2 separate regions of the Mus musculus genome follow, and region 1 is linked to region 2. Evidence: chromatin loops called from intact Hi-C (ENCODE). Cell type or tissue: left cerebral cortex. All regions are shown on one strand.

Region 1 (8,000 bases), 250 kb after region 2:
TTTTCCCATGGGATTATCAAATTAAAGTTTATGGTTCTGACAGACTTTCTTCCATAATCCACCCCCTCAAGTATACTATTGGGTCAAATTTTAAATGTAAATTGGATTCTAGCAACCATAAAGTATTGTATCTATCTCCATACTGCATTCATATGCTACAAACCACCAGCCTTAGCCCCGTATCCTTCCCAGAAGAATGTTCAATGAAACTGGGAAATAAATCTGGGGTCCTGGACCTGAGGCCTCCAAATTCAGCTGTAACTGAGGAAATTTCTTCATGTTTTGTGGCTATTCCTTGCCATCCCTCAAAACCAAACGCTGAAATTCCAGGGCGATCCCTGGATTCCTGTGGAGCCCATGTCACAGTTCTGCCCTGATGTTGGTTGGCCCTGCCTATGTTTGTATTTGTCCAACTTCTTCTGTCAAGATTGCAGCCAATCATCCAGAGACACGCCTCTCTCTATGCCCAGAGTGCCAGCTTCTACTGTAGTACATTTGGCTAGCCCCTGGGCCCCACCTGGCACCTGTCACTCCACCCCAGGAACTAGAACCTTGCCCAAACTCGGCCTTCTGTCGGGAATTCTGCAGCATATGGGCACATCCCCTAGAATCATGGCTGCCACCTGCCAGGCTCCCAAGGGTTTACCCACTGCTGTGCCCTGTCCTTCCTCATTGGACCTAATGCTCAAGATTGCTTTCACCATGCTTGCGCTTTCTCTGTGTCCTTGCCCTTCCCTGAACTATCTATCTCAATGGTTCTTGTCCCACTAGTCCAATATTCCCGATAATATTGTTTCCCATCACTTTGGCCTTGATCTAGCAGAAGAAATATCAGAAGGGTCAAGAAAGCTAGAATTCTTAGCATTGTCTCAATGGTGAATTCAATAATGCTGTGACCCTAAAGGCTTAGCCCTGTAATCCTAAGTAGTCATTTTGGCTTTCCATATCTGTTACCTGAACTGTAAGATGAAGGGCGTTAGAGCATGATGCCCCAAACTCTCTTTAGGTATAATCCCTCTTACACTCTACAAAAAGCCTGAAGCTTTGGCTTAGAGATGTGAAGACATTGTAAAGTAATTATGCATACAGTTGCTTAAAAATCTCTACACTACTGTGACTTAAAAGTTGACATCCTCCCTGTTAATTTGATACTATACATCCATGATCTGGGAAGGGGAGTAGGCAGCATGCTAGTGATATACATCTATATTCAATTTTATACTTACAGCCATATTAAATTTTAGTTATTTAAAATGAAATGAACCACACAGAGTTACAAAATTAGAAAGGTAAATAGAAAACAATTAGAACTTTGATTACAAAAATATCAATGAGTGTATCACAGAAGAAAAATGATTCAAAACAGGTGTTTCTTAGGCCTGGAAAGACTGTAGAAACCATGTCCAAAATATCCAGGGACAACTTTGGTATAATTTTCAATGGAGTAATATAAGTTAATTGTCAACACTATTTAGAAATGGTGATTAGCTGAACTGATCTAGTTCTATAAGGAAACTGGGAGCGGCTTGTGAAATCTTCACTTCTTATACACACACACACACACTCACACACAGAAAGAAACAGAGTCAGAAAGAGCCAGAGAGCCAGAGAGAAAAATAAAAAAAACAATATTTAGATATGAAATATAAGAAGCAGAGAGTCATCCATTTGGTGAGGATTTATTAAGTTTCATTAGTATGTCTCAGAGTTACATGAATATGTCCCAAGCCTGTTTCTAGGAAACTGGAGACATGATGATAAGCAAAACTGAATTCCTTCCCTTAAAAATCTTGGTGGTCCCTCTGTTTCTCTATCTAAAACATATGGGCAAATAAACACTGTCAATATCATGTGGTAAGAGCCTATGTGAGAAAGAATAGCAACACAGAAGACCGGGTGCCCTGAGGAAAGTGCTCTCCTTAAGTAGCAGAGTCTATTTCAGCTGTTATTTGGAAGAAGGAGAATTCAATCACTAAACAATGGAGGAAGCATTTGGTGAGTTCAAGTCAGCGTACACTCACAAAGGCACAGAGATAGTGAAAGTGTAGAGATCTGAGAAGAATGCAGGAAAGTGAATGTATAGGGTTGGTATTAGAGAGGTGGATAAGCTGCATTCAGGATGAGGTACTTGGATGGGTTTCTGCATTAAAATGGCTTGCGATGGGACTTGAAGTAGAGAACAGGTCTACTCAAAAGGATGATTCTGTCTCTAAGTAGAAGATTGACATGAGAGTCTGTACCAGGCAAAGTAATTAGAAAAATATTCTCTTTAAAAACATGTTTTACAATAAGAACTATAAGTATTGCCGTCTATAGGATTCCATGACTCATTGAATGGAGGTAGAGAAAAACAAAGAGACTTTTGGGATGTTTCAGGCCTGGGCACGTGGGCAAGTGGTGGCCCTATATAGCAGAATAGGAATTACCGGAAGAGGTGCATATTGTGAGGAGAGAATTCAGGGGGAAGAGAAGATGCTCATTTTGGGAGAATGAATCATGAATATGGAGAACTGCATTTGAAGTAGGATTCCAATAATGTCTGGGCTGAAAATAGAGGTTTGGGAGTCCCACACTAAACTGTGGTGGTGGCAGGATCTGTGGGCAATGCCAAGTGCCCAAGCAAGTGGTGGCATAAAGCGAAACCTGACAAGAAAGAGAAGGCAGGCAGAGATGGAAATCAAAATTAAAAGCTAGATGTCACGGAGACATAGGTAAAAGGAAACTAAAGAAAAATGAAATAAAGCAAAGCAAGTGAGTTTAAAAGCAGCAGAGAACCCTTGAAAGGTAAGAAATGAAAAGATCCGCATGCGTGCATGTGGGGTGTGTGTGTGTGTGTGTGTGTGTGAGAGAGAGAGAGAGAGAGAGAGAGAGAGAGAGAGAGAGAGAGAGAGACTGTGAGCTTTCCAGTGACTTAATTACATTTACTAATGTAATGACTGAAAATGGCACAATGAGGTAAAGAACTGGGGTTGAAGGAAAACATTTCAATAAGACAGAGATGGAAGAGGCAACGGCATGGTTCAGAGACGATGAGGCAAAAAGAATTGCTTGAAAGGAAGAAGGTGTTGATGTGAGAGGGAATAGAAGAGCAAGGGCTCTGTGGAACGAAAGGATGCTTTTCTAATTATGGGGGAGAAACTTCTGCCTCCAGTTGGCCAGGTCCTGCTGTTGCTAAACAGGAAGGTGGCAAATGAGCCAAAGGCTGGAGTCTCTGACTTAATCCATTCATTTCCCCAGTGGGAACAAGGTCATGGTGTTAGTCCTCTGTGGAGAAATAAACGAGGTAGTTTTCCCTCTAGTAAGGTCAAGGACCAGAGAAAAATTGAAATGTGAACTATTTTGTAGAGAAGAAGAAAACGGACTAGAAAAGCAGAGGCTCTCGGGCACAGCTTTGATGCTCTGTTTCTAAGGGAAAGCTGGGCTAAGTAGACAAAGAGGTTAATATGAGAGACAAGAGGGACAGTTGGCGATCCTAGGGAAAGGGGCTGCCTTTGTAGAGGTGCAGTATAATCCTCTTCTCTGGCATGAGGAGATAGTGACCATTTCTAGATTTAGTCTCACACTTAATTAATGAAATCTCTAGAGTATCAATGACAAGGTAGAGAAATTTGGACTGGATATTAAGTTAATTGAGCAGACAAATATTTTGTTGGTAATGAATGGTTTGGCCATTTTATGGAGAGAATATTCTGTTTTCACAGCCATAGATACTGTCCTTGACTCTGCCCTAACAGATTTTTTTTATTAGAGTAGAAAACTAACAAATAAACAAAATCATGTCTCCTTCATCAGATGGGATAACAGTAAGCTAGAAAGGACAGAGATGTGTGGTGACAGAAGTGGGATCTAAGGAGTTTTTGACAAGGAGAAATATTCAGTTGAATTTACAAGATGAAAATAAAAACATGCATATATAGTCTTTCACTCAAGTGAAAGAAAAAAATCAAACAGATCTTAACAATAGGACTTGAAAAATTCAGCATTGTAGAAGGACACTTAGGTTTGCAGTGTGTTGTGTTTAATACAGAAAGGAGCACGCCGATGCTGTTCTAGGCATGGCTGTATGAACTGTGAATCATCTGTTTTTGGTAATCGGAAAGCAGGTGTTAAATGCAGTCGATATTAAAATTATGGAAACTGAAAATTAACAATATATTAAAATGAGTACTAAATACATTCACTTCTAATTATTTATCTCTGCCCTTTCAGTTAGAAGGCTCTTATTGGACTTTTGAAATGGAGAAATGCTACAAATTACATATGCTCCCATCCCGGAGAGTCAGTTGTTAAATATTTATCAGTATGTTACTGAATAATTTCACTATTAACACAGACCTGCCTACACACCAAGCTCTTACAGTTCTCAGATATATGCATTGAAATGAAATATGAAAATCATGACAATGGTTTGTGCACCTGTCCAATCAAATCTTTGTCACTTCAAATATTAGTTATAGATATCACATTTTAAAAGTCATAAATAGGGGTTAGAGGGGTGTCTCTGTGGTTAAGAGCACTTACTGTTCTTTCAGAGGTCCCAATTTTGTTTCCCTGCACCCATGTCAGGCAGTCCAAAACAACCTGGGGCTCCAGCTTCAGGGTTATCTGGTGCCTCTGTCTTCTGTCTTCTGAGGGCACCTGCACTCACGTGCAGTGCGTACCCCATACTCAGCCACACACATATATGCAATTAACAATAAAGAAGAGTAGTCAATAAGTTGAATGGTATCTTGGAAAGCAATAGAAAAGGAGCAGAGTCATATCCAGTGAGCTCTAAGTGAGGGTGGCATAAAGAAGACTCAAGAAAGATACCTTAACTGTATCAAAACACTTGCTGAAGTCATAGAGGGAATAGATTTATTCTTGGTCATAGGTCATGCAAACAAGAGTCAAAGCATCATCACATGGATAGACAAATCTCCCAACAATAACCCAAAGTTAAAGATGAAATCATCTGGAAGTAACATGTTTTCTTTTGTACAAGACATTTTAACCTTTAATAGCATCAAGTAGGGAGATGTGCCCAGATCTTATGGGTGCTGTCTAACCTGAAATCATTGAGGTTCAGCAACATGCAAGTTAAGCCTAAAAGCATGCACCGGAGACCAATTTCTGTGAAGCTAATTATTTCACGGCTGATTAAGAGGGAGCCCACGTCCTTACTGTCATTCAGATCATTAAACACATCCACTTTGATGGAAACCTAGATGATGACAATTTACTAACATTAGGCAGGTTCCTCATACAACCAGTGTCAGGAATGAGATAGATAAAACCTAATGAAAGCTTCCTAAATTAAAAAAAAATGACAATAAAACATTCAAGAGATTAGCTGGCCACAGGGAGATAAACAAGGTGACATTTGTGAACTCTAGTTAGAAAATGCTTGTCTCCCAGTGCTTCAAGCAAACTAAAGAAATTGGATTTGGATTAAAATGCATAAGCCAAAGCCAATACACCACTTTCTATAACTCATCATTTTTATGTGCCCTTGAATAACGATGTGGTGGATGGATATGTAGAGGAGCTGAAGACAGCTTTCAAGAATTAATGCTTGGTAATTTTGTCTTGGAGATACAGAGGGGTATCTTTGTCAACAAATAACTTTATGCCATACTTTGATGGAACTTTGAGGACAGTCAGGACTATGAGATGAAGGGAGGACTAAAGACTTGTCTCTAAAGATCTTGGATGCATGGAATTGAAAACCAGCAGAAGAACTGTGCAGGAACAAGCAGGTAGGCACTAGAGTCAGTTTAAAGGAAAGTCAAGTGCGTGGAAATAGGAACATTTACCCCAGTGCCTTAAAAGAAAGGGATGGAGAAGGTTTTTTTTTTTTTTTGTCTGTTTGTTTGTTTTATGAAATCCTGTGATCAAAGGTGCGCTTCATATGCTTTCTAGGGAAAGGATTTTATTGTAAGAGAGAAGGGGAGGCCTGGCTTTCAAGCATGAAAGGATAGAGGTGGCTAAGGTCGGATAAGGCAATGGTAAGTTGGGGCAAGGACAGAAGCAGAAAAATAAGCGAAAAGGACTGGATTACAGAATACAATTCATTCTGGATGGAGTTGAAATCTCATCCATATGCTCTAAGTTAAGAGAAGAAAACAATACAGGTTATGTAAGTGAAAGTTCTTGTATCATACAACCTTTAATTGTATACTATATACTACCACTCAAACCACTCCAATAATAGAATAGTTTACAGGGAAGTGTCAAAACTAAATGAGGTAACATCAGGGTGGGTATCATGTGTCTAGAAAGCAGACAAAGTCGATGGGTTTAGAGATGTGATCTCTAAGCAAGGATGCCCCTTCCCTCTGGAATGGCAGCTAACACTTAATGGAACCCAAACCAGGAGTTGTATTTTCGGAGCCTGAAAAGAAGACTGTTGGTGATTATTTCTCCAACACATGTGCATTTGAGAAAGAAGTATAGAATGGGACAAGTTTGGGAATGGTGAGAGATGACCAGAATTGTGTAGGAAAAATACCACTATGAAAACATCTGTGTGTCCTGAAAAATTGGCATTTGATATTTAGACCAACTGTTCTGTACCTCCTTTCTGTTTTACTCCTTCTCTCAATTCTTCCCTCCTCCTCCTCCTCCTCCTCCTCCTCCTCCTCCTCCTCCCCTCCTCCTCCCCTCCTCCTCCTCCTCCTCCTCCTCCTCCTCCCCCCCTCCTCCTCTTCCTCTTCCTTCTCCTCCTCTTCTTTCTCTTTTCCCTTAAGGACCTGCAAGATAGAGTATAAGCTTTGCTATGCAAACCTGAGGTCTGAAGTTTGGGTCTTCAGAACCCATCCATAAGTCCAGAGGGTTCAGTAGGTACACAGGATGGAGCTGGTAGCCTCCTGTAATCCCAGAGACAAGCACTTCATCCAAACCGGCTAGCTCAAGGTTCAGCAAGAAATCCAACATTAATAAAGAGTGATAGATGAAGACACCTCAAAGGTCAATATTGGGCCTTCACACACATGTCCACACATGTGTACTTATACATGTGCTAACATACAGACATACTTTCATGCTTAACCCACACACTTTATTAGTGATTTAATGGCACTTTATCCAGAAGACAGAAACAGATCAACTGGTAAACTCACACAGTCCGGGCTTTAGGGTTCCTCACTTGCATGGAACAAGAGTCGCATTGTTGTGTGTTTGTATAGAACTTGTAATCATGAAATATTTTAATAGCAATTCACTACAATTTCTTTCTGCCAGGACTCAATTTTACCCTTTGCAATGTTTTTCCTTATGTTAGTTTTGCACTGAATGATTGCAGACAATTTTGGGAACCAGATAATGAAGTGTTGTCACAGTGTTGCATGTAGATTGGGCTTAGTGGGATTGACTAGTGTTGCTTCTGGGGACTCCTGCTTACCATTAAGTCATTAACAGTGTTACTGGAGTAGGAGTGGCTTGAAGGAACACAGAGCACCAACTCACTGGACATCAGAGCCAGAAGCAGAGGACCAAATGTTGAGTGAAACCATGCATAAGTTTTACATTACCTGGCATACACATCTTGGGTGTAATGATAAGCAAAGTTAGAATGTCGGACTCCTGAGGCTGTTCTTTTGGAAATTAATTCTACTTCCAGCTGTGTAAAATGTTAAATGGAAGAGTCCATTCTCACTAAGTTAGATAAAAATGAAAGTTCCTTCTGTCAAGAATTACTCAGATAATGTCGTATATACAAACACAATCTGTTATACATATTTTTTTCTCATCTAATAGCAATCATTTAAAATAGCATTTCTTCTGATCCATGTGTTTTGTATAACTGCTAGTGCCCTACACTAAACCACAAAATATAGCTTTATGGGCCAGTGAGATGGCTCAGTAGGTAAAGGCACTCGCTGCCAAGTCTGCCAAACTGGGTTTGATTTCCTGGATTGACAGGGTAGAAGGAGAGTCCCAGACTCCCAAAAGTTATCCTTTAACCATGAGCACAATAGCATGAGCACACACATGTAAACACACAATGCACACACACACAC
Region 2 (8,000 bases):
ATCAATACATTATAAACATGTATGAAAATATTATAATGAAACCTACTATGCATACTTAATATATCCTAATTAAATTCTTTAAATGAAAAACAAATCTATTCTCTCAAAGGAAAAGCGGTTTGAGGTAGCCAGGTTTAGATAAGTTATCATGATAAATTACCCATATGATTAGTTTTTCTAGTCAGGTCATCTGCTTCTAACAACATAAGACTTTCTGAAGATCCATGGATTTATCTGGAAAGTCTAGAATGCAAATTCTTTAGTTCTATCCATAGAAAGTAAACTATGGACAATTCAGAGTAGGGCCTTGAGATAAGAATTTCTAATGAGCTCCAATGTGTAATTTTTGCATTAATGTAATTTGTACCAGAGGCAACTATATATTCTGAGTTATGGGCACATACATCAAGGTGTCAGTTACAGCATTAACAAAAACCCACTTCCTTTTGTATTTTTAATTCTGTTTTGTTGCAAATATCTCATTTTCCTACTGTTTAGAAATGATTTTGTTGCTTAAAAAGATGAACAGGACAGAACCAGAGAATTTACAAGGCAACTTCCATTGTTAACATATCAAGAGTGGGGGCCAGAGAAGCGGCTCTGTGGATAAAAGTGCTTGCTGCCAACCTGATGGTTTCAGTTCTGTCCTGGGACTCACATGATGGAAAGAAAGAACTGCAAGGTGTAATTGTCCTATAACTACCACACTTACCTGCATGTATATGTGTGTGTGCGGGCACGAGCGCACGCACGCACGCACACACACACACACACACACACACACACACAGAGGGAAAGAGAGAGAGACCCACATACATATACACACACATACAGCCAGACTCGTGCACTCACAAATAAAAACCATTAAAATATATTGTATGACATTCTTTTTTTTTAGATTTATTTATTATTATATCTAAGTACACTGTAGCTGTCTTCAGATGCACCAGAAGAGGACGTCAGATCTCATTACGAATGGTTGTGAGCCACCATGTGGTTGCTGGGATTTGAACTCAGGATCTTCAGAAGAGCAGTTGGTGCTCTTAACCACTGAGCCATCTCTCCAGCCCTTGTATGACATTCTTAAGAAATAAAATCACTGAAGACATAATACAAACCTTTAAAAATGATAAGTAAAAAAGGCACAATACTATCAGTTTTGTAGCAAAGTAGAAATAAAAGGCATACACACACACACACACACACACACACACACACACACACACACCTGTTAAAGGAAACACAGAAACCAGAGACATTGGTGTAATGTTGAACATGGCTCTGTAAAGTAGAAGTGATAGTGAAGAGAATGGCATTTTTTTCTGTTTATCTTTTGAAACATTATTGACTCAAACTATATTAATATTTTAATGTTCTAAAACAATATGAATTCAACAAGCATAAACTCCAAGAATTGAAAACAAATAGAGATGCTTGAACTGAGCTTTAGGTCAAGTTAATAAAAGTAGCATAAAGATTCCAATTGAGAAAAAAAAAATGGACCTGTATCCCACCATTGGATATTTTCTAAAGACAAAGTCCTTTGTTGGTAGTGGCTTAGTTTGAAGCCATATTTTTTTTCTTTTTGTTTTTTTTTATGGATTGGCAAACTGAACAAATGAGCAAATGTGTGGGTGTGTTAGAGAACAGTTTTCATCGCAGGAGACACAAATGTGAATCTGGGGGAAGACAAAGACTCTGGTGTATGGGAGCCTCGTGGAAGGTAAGAATAGAAACTTCTGACCTCATTAAAGTGGGTATACTTGCTGGGTAGAATGAAATGTGTGGATGAGATGATGTCCAGGAGTAAGGAATGCCCTTGTCATCCTTGCCTGGCTTTTTAACTACCCCCTCCCATTCAAAGGAAAGAGGGCTTGATGAGAAACTGGTCCATGATAATGGAGACCAGGATGTGTTTCAGCATGAATTTGCACCAAAAAAGCAAAAATGTGCTCGAACACTGATAAAAAAAACATATTTAAAAACAAACAAAAACCACACATCTAGAAGCAAGGTTGAAGGAGGAATTTCTCCTGGCTAAATTTGGGACATCTGGAATATCAAAACCAACTGGGAGAATGAATTATAAGCCGTGTATTGTTCAAAATGCATGCTCATAACGGTACCAACAATACTGGAGATGAATGGAGAGAAGAAAGATATATTCATCTCTACAGAGAATCATAAAAGCAGAAATAATGGAAAATTATAATTTTCTAGGTCTGTTGATCAAAATTACAATAATTGATTCAAATAAATCATCAAAGCATGCTAAAACTATTGAATAAAATATTGGTCCTAGGCTAGGACACATCATTTTTATAGTGTTTGCTTAGCATGTACTAGGCCCAGATTCAGCCTCAGCACTGCACAGAAAAGTCTTTAGAATTATCTATTTTCAAAATATATATATATATATATATATATATATATATATATATATATAATTTAGAGAAAGGCTATAGCAGTAGAGGAACCAGGCAGCATTACTTGAGCCCCTTGATTAGATTTCCAATCACCACATTTGACAAAGGAGTAACACACGCTACCTGATATACAAGGATGGACATAATGTCTCACTGAAAATGTTTAATCATATTCTAGTCACAATGAAGTGATGAAATAAATCCAAACTGACAAGTATTTGGTAAAACAAGTATTCTTTTAAAAAAAGACAAAGACAGCTAAGACACTGCTAAAATGTTGCTAAAGAGACAGAGCAAGTAAACATGCTGACTTCTTGGCTGGTCCTCAGATTTTCAAAAAAGTTATCAGAAGACATTATTGGGACAACTTGGTAAATTAATAAAAAAGTCATAGAACAATATACATCAGTTATAATTTTCTGAAAATGATACATTCTGTGAAAAAAATATAACAACCCTGTTCTCATGAAAACTACAACATAATATTTAGGAATAAAGGATTCTGTTTGTCATTTAATAGTTCAAAATAAAGTTGGGGAATAAAGGGAAATGAATCAGACAAAATCAACTACTGAATCTAAGTAAATAGTAGCATGTGCTGGTGTTATTACTATTCTGTCCTTTTGGGTGTTTAAAAAAAGTCAAAATAAAAAAAAATTGGCTTCAAGGTATTCTTGGTTACAATCAACATTATTACCAGAATAGGGATAGACATGTGCTTGTTAATAACCACATTGCTTAGTTACTTACTGTCTACGGTTGCCTTTATCCCATCCCCCACACCTCTCAAGACGTGCTTAGGTCCCATAGCACCATAGCAGAGGAGATAGCTGGGAACATAGCGAGTGTTCTCTGTCTTACCATCTCAGAGGGATATGCCCCCACTTCAAGCAGGTCTCCCGAGAGCTAATGGCCAACAGAAAATGATTGCAATCCTGGGATAAGATCATTTTTTTATGATAGTGATTTGTTACACTAGTTTGCCATTTGTCTGCTGCTTCCTTGTTAATCCAATAATCTATATGAGAAAAGCAATTTGACTTACCCTCTTCCCATCTGCTGCCCATCATCCAATCTATATCTTAACTATGAGTGATTTATTAGTGGCGTCTGTGCATCTCTATCCCACTGGCAGCCCCCTCTTCAAGGCTCCTACTTGGATGCACTCCCTGAGTGTGTTAGAAGGCAAACTCAGCACGAAGATTAAAAGCAACAAAGGAATAGTAAGCTGCAGTTCCAGGGGTGGTTCATCTCAAACGATTAAAATTTATGTACATGTGTGTGTTAAGAAAGTCCTTTGCTGAGCTAGTCTTGAGAATGTTTGAAACTAGGATGTTTTTCATCATAACCTTGATTTCCTTAGCAGGCTGGAATTAGTTATGGGCTCCAGTGGCCCAACACAATGTTGTTCTTCTCAACTGAAGCTCCTGGATGTCCATTCATATGGACTGGACCATAGTCTGTTTCCAAAGACCATGAGCAGAGATCAAAGAGTAGGTAGCTATGGGGTAAAATGTGCCAGAGTTTACCTAAAGAAGGGACTCAGTCCTCAAAAGTGTGAGTCTTAGTCTCTGCACGTCAGAATATTTCCCATGGTTGCCATGGTTCCTTTATCTCAAGTCACCCTGGTCTACTCAGAAACAGTGGCCCTAAGATGACACTCCCAGAGAAGGAACCCATGATCTTGGCCAGGGAGAGGGTGCATAGCAGTGGCTGGCTGTCTTCTGTGAACTGGCCGTGCCTTTTGCTGAGATTTTTATCTGTAGAAACGTGCTGCACCTGGCCCAACCCAAAACTGTGTTAATGAGAGATGCATGGATATGGATGAACTCACAGGGCCCACCTTTACACTGTCTATGTGAGAGCTTCTATGAAGGAAGTGTCCACACTGGATGGCGGTTAAGTCATTGGCTAACTTTGAACTCTTTGCAAGTTTCTATTTCTCTGCCTTATGGCAAACTTATCTATTGTTTGTATCTCAGCTGTTTCTTTAACATGGGACTGCTGTTGCACGTTTATTATTTGCAATCTCCATTTCTCAATGTACTCGAGTTTTAATTCCATATTGATACTCTCATTCCCATAAGCAACATTTTTTTTCTCATGTCCTCAGAGTTCTGAGAACTCCTCTTGCTTTGAATTGGCCTTTATATCTGGGCTTGTTTGGCTGTTTCTAAACTTCCATCCATGAATATTCCTCTATTGTTACCTGAGACAGGGACTCTCTCCACTCCCTGCTGAGTCAGTGACACATTGTGCCATTCAAGAGCGGTTTCTTGAGCTGATGGATTTTAGGGAATAGAAAGCGAAAGCAGGCAATCAGACAATCCAGACAATAGGTTCTTTCTACCTGTAAAGCTCCATCACTTTCATTCCAAAATCACCTTATGTTGTCATCTTGTAAGTAACCTAGCTGTGTGCTGTGCGAGGCGATAGTTCTGAACCCCACGCATTCCATTTTTGAAGTGACTACAGGTTGAGATTTTGCACAGCAATTGGTATAAGTAGTTTGTCCTCATGAACTAAATGCCTGTTGTCAAGGATAGGAGCTGTCCGGCTACAGTCCTACTTGCCTTGCAGTTTCAGCACTGTATTCAGAAAGTGTTCAATCATTGCTTGGGAAACTTTGTAATGACAATATTACTTTTTTTTGTTTGTCTTTTTTTTTTTTTTTTTTTTTTTTTTTTTTTTGCTATGGTTTCTTTTCCTTGAGTCATTTTTTTTTTCAGAACTACATTATGAAACCATTTCTTCTGTCCAAGAGTTGCATTTCTCTATAGAGAAATCATCTTCCTCCATCTTTTGCTTAATTAGCAGACTTTCTTGGTACTTCTCTCCCTTCTCTCTGACAGTTTCCCACTATTGTCTGTTTGCAGCTGTTCACAGTTGAGAAACTGAGTAGACATGTTAATGTGTGCCCGGTGTGTGGGAAGAGCACCTTGTGTTTCTCCTGGACTGGCCAGGCAGCCTGTTCCGACTTAGTCTTTCTAAAATAAGCTTTTCTTGGCAGCCGGGGGGGGGGGCTGGGTTATTTGCAGTTTCATTCTGTGGAGGAAGTTCTTGCTTGCACTAGTGATCCGTGTTTCTATTTAGGCACACACAAACACTCGGAAGCTCCAAAATGCCTCTTGTCTACACTGTGCATCAAATGCCAGAGTCAACCTTGCTCGTGAACTTGTCCAAATGACTGGGAGCCAGCTTATGGCTTATGTTACAGGCTCTCTCTCTCTCTCTCTCTCTCTCTCTCTCTCTCTCTCTCTGTCTCTCTCTCTCTCTCTGTCTCTGTCTCTCTGTCTCTCTCATTCTCTCTGTCTCAATTTATTAAATTTTTCTTTATTTACATTTCAATGTTTCCTCATTTCCCCTCAGAAAACCCTCTATCCCTTCTCCCATCGCCCTACTCCCCAACCCATCCACTCTTGCTTCCCTGTCCTGGCATTCTCCTAGACTGGGGCACAGAGCCTTCACAGGACCAAGGGCCTCTCCTAACATTGATGTTTGACAAAGCATCTGCTACATATGCGGCTGGAGCCATGGGGCCCTCCATGTGTACTCTTTGGTTGGTGATTTAGTCCCAGTGAACTCTGGGGGGTACTGGTTGGTTCATATTGTTGTTCCTCCTATGGGGTTGCAAACCCCTTCATCAGTAAGCTCCACTACTGCTTTCTGGTCTGCTTCCATCTCTTTCTATGTGTTTCTCAGTTGTACTCTAACTATTAAGAGACACTGTGCCATGAAATAGATTGCAGTCTTTGCAATTGTCTTTAGAATTATGCCCAAGATGAAATATTTCCATTTGGGAATGTTGACCACTTTGACATTGTTTATTTATTCTCCCCAGAGGCTTTGAGACAATGATATTGACAGCCAAGAGAGGTTACAGAGGTGTCTGCATTTCTGCTTGTCTAGGATGACAGTCTGAGGCACCGATCTGAGATTCTCATTCTGAGGCATGTGTTTCACGGAGTAGGAGGAAATCAAGCTAGTTAATCCGCCTTCGATATGTTTTGCAGCTGTTAGGACTTCATGACCTTTCCACAAAGACACAGAGGATCTCACTGATCAGAGAGCAAGCTGGAGGGGACAGGCTGGAGGCCTGGAGAGATACCAGGCTTTGAACAAGATGCAAGGTGATTGCCAACTGTCTTGTTAATGTGGGCAGTGTCTCAGTGAGCACAACATCTTTTAGTTTCCCAGTCTAGCTTAGGAATTTCCATTTTTCCCCCAGGATATTCAAAAGTATAGGAACTTGGAAGATGAGTGCTTAATGGGAGAGGCAGGGCAAACTCTTTGTGTGTGATTTTTGAAACATAACTATTTTGTTCATTGAAGATGAGGAGAGCTTATAGAAGAAGCTGAAATTGTCCAGTTTCTTTTCACTTGGCAAGTGAAAACACAGAACAGTCCTTCCTGGAGAAGGAAGGAATGATGGAAGGACTACATTACACTGTTGTTTTTTTGTTTTTGTTTTTAATATTCATACGCTGCTTTTTTGGCCAAGGTAGTCTTATCCCAAGAAAGAAACAAAGCTTTGTGCAAGGGTAATACTTGCCATCTTCCCAAGGCAGTTCTGTCCAGAAATAGGATAATAGTGCTAACCTTCAACTGAATCTCATTACTGTTAAATGGGATATATTCAATTTGAAAACATATTCAAACTGAAGGCATCAATTTGATGTGCTCTAGGAGCTGTGGGCTTCCTCCTTCTCTTATGATGCTACATCCCGTATCTTCCCTGAATTTTACCCTGCAACTCAGTTATATAACTGCTCCCCTAAGTAACTCTTCTGGTTAAATTGCGGGTCGGTGATGGGCAGATGCTCTATCATTTGCCTCAGCTGCAGGAGGTCTTTGTTAAGAGAGCCATGAGAAGAGCAACTTTTAAAGCTACTCTTTAAAAGGATTTGAAAATATGTGCAGAATAATTAGCCACATCTGGTAATCAGTAGGTAATCCAATAATTTAGACATAGAAAACAAACAAGATATTATTGAGTGGAGTAGGCTGATGTTTCTAAGGGGAACACATCCCTTTACACTGAAGAAGACCATCCTGGCTAGAAATATCAGGCTATGTTGATTTCTTTGTATTACTATTGATTTTGCTCACAGACTGTGAAACTAGATACAGATGGTTGGCTCAATAACTATTCCAGTTTGTCTATGATGTAGGCTAATCTGTAGAAAATATGGAGGGAGAAATCTTGAGAATACATACCAGATCAGATTAGAGTAGATATTTGCACACTGCCCGATGAGGGTGTGAACGTGCTGACTCTGGTATTGCCAATAGAACCGAGGTAGAAATATCAACAAATGTCTCCTCTTTTTTTGATATCTCTTTAGCTCTGGCCCAGTTTCTCTTTGATCCATTATCTAAACAAGTATGTGGTTTCCCCTTGAGAGCATCTCTTGGGGACTGTTTAGAAATGGACCTCCCCAGGTTCCACTCCAGATGTGTTGAATCAGACAATCTGAGTGCAGGGGTCTATGAAAGTGGTTTAGGAATCATTGACTCTGATGTGTGCCAATCGAGATCTACAACCCTAACGCCAAGACTGTGTTTTGCAGACTA

The links. Hi-C counts contacts between places; a loop is a spot of excess contacts. Peaks named below come from ENCODE experiments on the same cell type or tissue, not always from the same donor. Only the 100,000 strongest peaks of a DNase experiment are listed, where the experiment ranks them.
Region 1: it touches region 2 in a loop (3-fold over the local background); 2 of 42 quality-filtered maps call a loop at or near these places.

What each region holds. Positions count from the first base shown.
Region 1 is chr16:42,352,800-42,360,799 of GRCm38, reverse strand. No RefSeq gene overlaps it. Among named protein-coding and RNA genes, the nearest start is that of Gap43, 16 kb to the right of the region's middle. In left cerebral cortex, no CTCF peak of the experiment used is centred here; DNase peaks (open chromatin) are centred at 2,503 and 3,247; H3K4me3 peaks cover 356 bases.
Region 2 is chr16:42,605,890-42,613,889 of GRCm38, reverse strand. No RefSeq gene overlaps it. Among named protein-coding and RNA genes, the nearest start is that of Gm29960, 43 kb to the left of the region's middle. In left cerebral cortex, no CTCF peak of the experiment used is centred here; DNase peaks (open chromatin) are centred at 5,345, 5,918, 6,418, 6,505 and 2 more places.